Linked DNA regions of Mus musculus: region 2 is linked to region 1. A link is a loop called in an ENCODE intact Hi-C map of the cell type or tissue named here. Cell type or tissue: heart. All regions are shown on one strand. Region 1 overlaps Ckb (creatine kinase, brain). Region 2 overlaps Ppp1r13b (protein phosphatase 1, regulatory subunit 13B).

Region 1 (4,000 bases):
AACACTACACTGCAGAAACAGGGTGAGGTAGTATATATCCATTGTCCCAGCCGCCGGTTGGTGGAGGCAGGAGGATTTCAGTTTCCTCCTCAGGTGCCTGGGGAGGACCACAAGTGCAGCTTAGTGGTTGAGCTGCGTTCCCAGCATGCACCGCGCCGCGCCGAGTTCAACCCTCAACATGGCCAAAACCATTGCCTTATATAAGCAATACAAGTTCACTGGAAGACATTCGGAAAGCGAAGTATAAAGAGGGAAATCACCTGTTCCCTCCCACAGCCAGACTGTTCTGGGGGTTTTTCCATACATAATGTGTGGGATCTCAGCGCGAGCTGTTTTATAACCCATGCTTGCTTCTTGGCTTCCTCAGCCTGTCTTCATAGCACTGAGTGTGAAGTTTGCTTGCACGAAGTAGGAGGGGTGGGGTTGGCCAAGCTTTTTCTTTCTTTCTTTTTTTCCAGGTAAATGGTCCTGACCAGTTCTTTCCTTCTCTAAGGAGTTGTAGTTCCTTGTTATTTCTTTAGATAGTGGTCTTCCTGGGTCAGCATCTAGAAATTCTACCAGCACCAGGGTGAGAGCTGGAGTTTTTGCTAGTATGGTGGGTTGATGTCTTAGTGGACAGAACACCCACCTCTATCATTGGACCACCGAATGTAGGTGGCTCCAGGGTGAAATCCTTCTCTGGCTGCTCCCAGCAAGAAATCAGGGTGGCCAGCCTGTCCCAGGGAGATGTGTTTCCATTCCGGTACCCAGTGAGCACAGCACCTTTCATCTCTGCAACCACTCTCACGAAAGCCACGAAAGCCACGAAAGCTCAACACACTCATTTGAATCTCGGATCCAGAGAAAGAGCAGGGCTGTCTGGACTTCCATAAGTCCTGGAGATCTACCGAGCACAGGAAAGTAGCATGCAGCACAGCCGAGGGAACACAACAAGATTCTTCTATCTGGGTGAGACTGGGGTAGGAACTCAGAGCCTAGTAGAGTCCTGAGTTTCTGAGCCTACACAGAGGCCAGGAAGGTCCTGTGTCCAGGAAACAGCTCAACCCTGGAAGCACAAACCCCAAAGGGGCTCAGCTGTGCCCCTGCCTGAGTGGCTGGTCCAAGATGCTCATGAGATTCACTGCCTGGAGGAAACATCTTTTCTAGGCTAGGTTCTGCCCTCTGGATCCTGCGTAAGTAGAGTGGGGTTTCAGGCTGCAGCTCTCTGGATCCTTGGGGTTTGGATGGGAAAGTACCACACAGTGCTGTGCCTACCTCCAGTGGGATGGTGTCTGGCCTAGCCACATCAAGTTAGCCGGCCTTGACCTTGCTGGCGATAAGGGGCCTGAGCCAGCAGAACATTCTGGGTTCAAGTGGCGGGAAGAAGGTGGTATTCCAAGACTGAACTTCACAGACCTGAGGCACCTATAGGAAGATAGAAAACCCTCACCCGTTACAGGGGTCCTGTGTCCTGCCTTCTTTTCTTAGGTCTTTTTGGTGTCCCAACAGCAGACATGGGGAGTTTATCTCTCTATGCCTACTGTCCCTCTCTTATAGTCTGGATGGTCCCCTCAGAGACTCATTTCCTTTGTTGGTGGAGATGGTTTGAAAGGCATTTTCCCCCTAGTTTTTCAAGGCAGGGCTTTTCTTTGGAGTTCTCTGTCTGTCCTGAAACTTGCTCTATAGACCAGGCTGGCCTTGAGCTCAGAGCCCCACTCGCCTCTGCCTTCCTAAAGGAAGGCAGGAGGACTGCTTTTTGCCACCAGACTGAAGTCTACAGTGTGGCTGGATGACTTAAAGCTGAGGGAATGGTCTAGTGTGGACCCCAGGTCTTTCTGACAGGAGTGCCAGCTGCAAACTTGTTAGGACATCTGAGGAGACCGAAGGCAGGATTGAGTGCTACCCCTGGACACTAAGGAGAGATGCAGAGATCTCTTGACCCTTTTGTGCTTCTAGGGAACCTGCCCTGTCCTATGTCCAGCCCACCCCCAGTGAGGTGCATTCAAACAGCATGATACAGAGGTCAGTACTCAACTAGAGTTTCCCCAGCCTAGACACCACCTAGATGAGCCCATAGCTGGAGTCTGGCCATTGAAGCAAACCCCAGACAGAACATAACCTCTGTAGCTCATAGCTCAGCCTTGCCTCCTGTCTCCTGGGTCTGAGTATGATGTCTGGGTTGACCAGGTAAGCCTGTGATGAGCCTGACCAGCAGGTGGCAGCACAAGACTGTCCTCTTGGAAGAGTCACTGTGGGGGCGGGGAACTGTAGTCCCAGCCCCTGGCTGCTGTTTTTTCCTTTCTCGGCTTTCAAATGTGGGCCAGATCTTTTCATGAGGCCCAACCAGGATAAGCCGCCATGAAGGCAGCCAAGCCTCATTTGTGCCCAGGAGCCCTGATGTGAGCCTTGGGGTACCTCCCCTTTGACCTGTCCACAGACAGGGACGGGTCACGACAGAGCCCCTCTAACTACTGTTCCCTCTCCTAGATGACGTGGCATAAAAGCTCGAAGTGGAAGCAGAGGGTTGTCTCCTCCCAACCACTAGGGCCCCAGAGAGGAAGCTAGCTGCAAATGAGAGGGACGGGACAGGGGCTAGAGAGCTGGGGGCGGGGGGGGGGGCGGTGAGGAGGAGGCACCTCGACCTGAGGACGATGGAAGCTGGAGGAAGCAGGGAGAGGGTTATTTAGGAACTGGAGTAGGGGTTGGAGCCTGGAGGGGGAGGAAGTGAGGAGGTAAAACTTTGGCTCTTCAGGCTGCCAGGAAGACAGCAGAAAGAAACTGGGGAAGATGTCAAGTTTCTGACTCCTTTAGCTGGCTGGGACTAAGGAAACACTAGGCTCCACCCTGCAAGCACAGATGTCCTTAGATGCTCAGGCTGGACTCAGAGCCTCCCTCCCTCTCTGCCCTGTATCTTCTATGGCTCATGTTTCATCTGCTAGGTGAGATGACACAGAAGGCCAGCGCGCGCACACACACACACACACATACATACACACACACACACACTGTCCCTAGGAAAGGAGAAGCAACACTCAGAAATAGGGCAGGCCAAACCCTAGTTTATTTTCAGTGTCAGCAACAGCTTAGCCATCAAAAAAATAAACTCTACCCAGGGCGACAGAAGTCTCTACAGCGAGGCTAAGGGCTCAGCCGCCAGGCGGCAAACATCAAGGATGCATGGCGGGCACTGCCCGGTTAATAAGTTAGGAAGCGGCAGCCTGATGGTGGCGAGGGCCAGGCTTCACTTCTGGGCCGGCATGAGGTCATCGATTGCCTGACCCTGCTCCAGCCGTTGCTCCATCTCAATGAGTAGTTTCACTCCGTCCACCACCATCTGCACCAGTTCCACCTCCGAGAAGCCCAGGCGGTCAGCGTTGGAGACATCAAACACCCCACCGACAGCAGCGGTGTCCACGCCACCTGCGGTGGGACATGGGCAGGTCAGCGGGGCTGAGGACAACACCTGCACCTTCTGCCCCTCACCTGTGCCTTCTGCCCCTCACCTGTGCCTCGCTTCTGAAGCCGCAGCCGCTTGAGCACCTCCGAGAACTTCTCGTGCTTCCCCAGGTGGGGCAGCTTGATGTGCACACCTGCCCGCAGTCCGGTGCCCAGGTTGGATGGGCATGTGAGGATGTAGCCCAGGTGAGGATTCCACATGAACTCATAGTTCTTGGACTTGAAGAGAGTTTCGATCTGAAGGTGGAGAAGGGAGAGTTAAGAGAAGGAAGCCTGGCCGGAAGCCCTACGGACCCTGGGAGATGTGGGCTCTGATCTGCCCCTGATCCCTCCCCAGCACCAACGCCCCTAGTGAGGAAGCCCTGGGGAATGCCCAGGCCTGACCTGAGTGAGGCCGGTGCAGAATCGGGTGAACACTTCCTTCATGTTGCCCCCCTTCTGCATGGAGATGACTCGCAGGTGGTCCTCCTCGTTAATCCACACCAGGAAAGTCTTATTGTCATTGTGCCTAGAAGAGGGGTAAAGTCAGGCTGGAGTCCCTGCCAGAATGTGGCCTTAGATCACA
Region 2 (4,000 bases), 210 kb after region 1:
ACGTGAGAACTACTCCTTCCTCTGAGTCTTTTGTTCCAAGAGCTGTATGTAACATGGGAAAGAGATCTTCTCTCCCAAAGAGCCATCTGAGGTCCCACCGCACTCTGCTTCTCGTAGTCCCAGCCCAACCTGACTCAGTCCAGAGCGGCTCGGAGTTACTGAGTGACCTGGAAGGCACGGCAGTGGCAGACTCACTTGCCTTCACTGGAAGCCTCGCAGCAGGCCTGGACAGAGACCTCCGCTGGTCCCCAGGCCCACACTTACAGACTGTGGTTATGGTTCTACAGCTTTAGACATTTGCTGAAGATGACTAAACTGTTCACTTAAGATAGGCATATTTACTTATTTTTGAGACAGGTTTTCACTATGTAGACAAGATTGGCTTCAAACTCACAGAGATCCACCTGTCTCAGCTGGGATTAAAGGCCACCACATCTGGCTTAAAACAGGCAAAATTTATGGCACACAAATTGTTCCTCAGAATTTGTTTTTAGAAAGTGGACTCTACAAGACTTTCAGAAAAGGCAATCAATTCTTATGTAGCACAAACCCTTGACTGAGCCTCAAGCTCTCTCCTTAGCTGTGTGCTGACTTTGCTGATGGTGATGGGAATGGCTTTCCCTCATTACTGGTTCTCAATTCTCAGCAGGAGCTTGGTGGACTCTGGGAATGTTTCTTTTAAGGCAATGGCACTGAACTCTGCTCTGATGAAACTTTGGATCTGTCCTGCTTTCATTTCCTATTGAAAAGGAACTGTGGGGACTGGAGAGAGGGCTCAGCAGTTAAGTACACTGACTGCTTTTCCAGAGGTCCTGAGTTCAATTCCCAGCAACCACATGGTGGCTCACAACCATCTGTAATGGGATCTGACGCCCTCCTCTGGTATGTCTGAAGACAGTGACAGTGGACACATATATAAAATGAATATTTAAAAAAACAAAAGGAAGTGTGGGATAGCAAAGATAAATGACCTGGAAGAACACAATAAAGATACACTAAATTTTAGTTAACTTTCTTGGTAGGTAATAAGTAAGGAGCGCACAGAAACCAAGGAAAGGATTCGTCGAGGTGGGCACAGACAACCATCCTGAAAAACCCTTAGCTCTTCCATGCACCAGAGGACTGACTCTAAGCTCCTTCTGGGTCAGACATGTTGCATCTCTGTGTTTAACTTAAAGCCTCAGAGATGTAGGCTGGAGAGATGGCTCAGTGGTTAAGAGCATTTGTTGCTCTTAAAGGGGACATAGGCTGAATTCCTAGGACCCACATGGCATTTAACAACTGTCTATAACTCCAGTTCAGGGATATCTGATACCCTCTACTGGTCTTGGAAGCCTCCTGCACATACATGGCACACATGTATACATACATGCAGGGCAGATACTCATATACATAAAGTAAAGAGATGTTAAGAGAGAGAAAAAAGGCAAACAGAAACATCCTCAGTCTCTGGGCACAACATCACTGTTACTGATGGAGCCCGAGCCAGCAGAGCCGGCACCTCTGCAAAGCAACCTAAGTGGATGCTGCTGCGCCTGCCATTAGATACATTACTTTGTCTCCATGCATGCTGCCCTGATGCTGGACCGGACCACTGCACTCAGCTGCTCAGCGCTCATCAGAGCTCCCCCTAACCAATCTAACTAAAGGAACTCCATCTGTTACCTGTCTCTTACCTGGCTCAGGGTTCAAATGCTTATCCATTTCCTGAGAACAGAGATCCTGGTCAGCCTTCAGCTGTGTCATCAGTACCTGGATCAGCACCGGGCATAAAGCATGGATTGACTACATAAATCCCCCAGTTATATGATTTGGTAGGACTTTTGAATCCTGAAGGATATGTGTTTGTCTGCCTTTTTATCTTCAAGTTTTCTTCACAATAAAGATAAGAGAAGGGCTGGTGAGATGGCTCAGCGGGTAAGAGCACCCGACTGCTCTTCCGAAGGTCAGGAGTTCAAATCCCAGCAACCACATGGTGGCTCACAACCATCCGTAACGGGATCTGACGCCCTCTTCTGGAGTGTCTGAAGACAGCTACAGTGTACTTACATATAATGAATAAATAAAATTAAAAAAAAAAAAAAAAAAAAGATAAGAGAATATTTACCCCTTTACCCACTGACTTAGTCTACATGACACAAGAAAAAGTATTATTGTGAAAGTCCAAAGCCATGATTAACATAAGATTAACATAAGAGTCTCAGCAGATTCCCTCATACCTCATATCGGGATGCCTCTAGACAGACTCCCTCCTCCCACAAGGTGGCGCTGCATGACAACAGGGAGCAATCCCACATTCAGAGAAAACTAAAGAAGTTAGATGCAGTGATGCACTTGAGGCAGAAGGATCAGGAGTCCAAGACTAGCCCCAACTACAAAGAGAATTTGAATCCAGCCTAGGCTATATGAGTCCCACGTCAATTTTTAAAAAAGATATAATAATAATTGGAAATTGACCATGTCTTAAAGGAAGAGTTGGCCTTAATAGAGTGATGAAAAAATTTCAAAATAAATAAATACTTAAGCCTAAAAATGCATATTAATATCAGTACTTGGGATTGTAGTGCAAAGGCAGGCTAGGCTGATCTCTTGAGTTCGAGGATAGCCTGGTCTACAGAGCACACTGCAGACAGCCTGGGCTACATAGAAAAACCCTGTCTCGAAAAAAGAAATCTTAAAAAGAAAATTGAAAGTCACAACTCAGACTAAAAAAATTATCTGGAAAAGTGTACAGGCAACAAGGAACTTGCATCCTAAAACACAGAAAGTTCTTAACATCAGTATGGAAACACACCTTTTCTAAGGAGCAAATGATGTGAACACACATCTAAGCAAAGCTGACGTGCAAATGCCATGTGTGCACAAGAAGTGTCGCGGGGAACAGCTTTCAGAACAATGACACAGTAGTCACCCTCAGTCAGGCAAACGGCCCTCCATAGTCCTGCCAACTCTGCTGTCACTGTTTCATGTTACAGGCACGCAGCAAAAGGAACTAAGCAGTAGACAATGCCACAGCCACTTTGGAAGACAATCCTATAAAATGTCCTATAAAACAAAACAGGGGTCACAGCTCTAATTCCAGTCCAACACTTGGGAGGCTGATGGTGTACGAGGAGTGCTACAAGTTCAAGACTAGCCTGGACTTCACAGTTAAGTGCCAGGCCCATCTAGGTACAGTGTCTCAAAACCTCTCCTCAAACACAAAAACACTTTTACCATATGATGTTTATTTTCACACAAAAGCTTGTATCAATTCTCAGAATTGCCAAAAATTTGGACACAACCAAGATGCCATTAGTAGATGAATGAGTCAACAAACTGACCTATTCAGACAGTGTAAGACTACAGCAATAAAAAGTATGTGCCATCAAGCCAGAAAATGACGAGGAGGACCTCTAACTATAAGCTGCTGGGTGAAACTGGTCTGAAAGGCTACATACATACTGCTGGATTCCAACTGTATAAGATTCTAGAAAAACAAAACAATAGAGTCTGGATCAGCTACAGGGCTGCAAGGGAGAACGGACTGCAGGGTCTTTCAGGACAACAAAGCTATTCTGAATGACACTGGAAGTGTGGAACATTACACATCTGTCAAAACTCACAGAGCTATATTCCAAGAGTGAAGCTCAGCCTATAAGCCAAGGACCTCAGTCAACCAAAACATATCAAAACTGGTCCATCACTGTAACAGATAGATCACAATGATAGTTAATAAGTGCTAGGTCTGCGGTGGGATGAGAAGAAAGCAGGAAAATTGTGTTTCTGTTCCATTTTTCTGTATTCCTAAAACTGCTGTAAAATGGAACAATAATATGAACTAGCCAGTACCCCCAGAGCTCCAAGGGACTAAACCACCAACCAAAGAGCACACATGGTGAAACTCCTGGCTCCAGCTGCACATGCAGCAGAGGATGGCCTTAGTTGGACATCAATGGGAGGAGAGGCCCTTGGTCCTGTGAAGGCTCCATGCCCCAGTGTGGGGGATGCGAGAGCCAGG

Evidence for each region. Peaks named below come from ENCODE experiments on the same cell type or tissue, not always from the same donor. Only the 100,000 strongest peaks of a DNase experiment are listed, where the experiment ranks them.
Region 2: a loop joins it to region 1, with 2.8 times the contacts of the local background. A loop is called at or near these places in 1 of 42 quality-filtered maps.

Annotation. Positions count from the first base shown.
Region 1 is chr12:111,666,343-111,670,342 of GRCm38, forward strand. Ckb (creatine kinase, brain) reads right to left here. Exons shown (of 8, transcript NM_021273.4): 6 at 3,820-3,943; 7 at 3,483-3,672; 8 at 3,013-3,399. The coding sequence ends at 3,221. Among named protein-coding and RNA genes, the nearest start is that of Ckb, 4.0 kb to the right of the region's middle. In heart, a CTCF peak has its summit at 2,181 (motif pointing right); DNase peaks (open chromatin) are centred at 2,239, 2,769, 3,279, 3,839 and 1 weaker place; H3K4me3 peaks cover 959 bases; H3K27ac peaks cover 1,382 bases.
Region 2 is chr12:111,876,179-111,880,178 of GRCm38, forward strand. The region is part of intron 1 of Ppp1r13b (protein phosphatase 1, regulatory subunit 13B); the gene reads right to left. Among named protein-coding and RNA genes, the nearest start is that of Ppp1r13b, 30 kb to the right of the region's middle. In heart, a CTCF peak has its summit at 2,264 (motif pointing right); no DNase peak of the experiment used is centred here.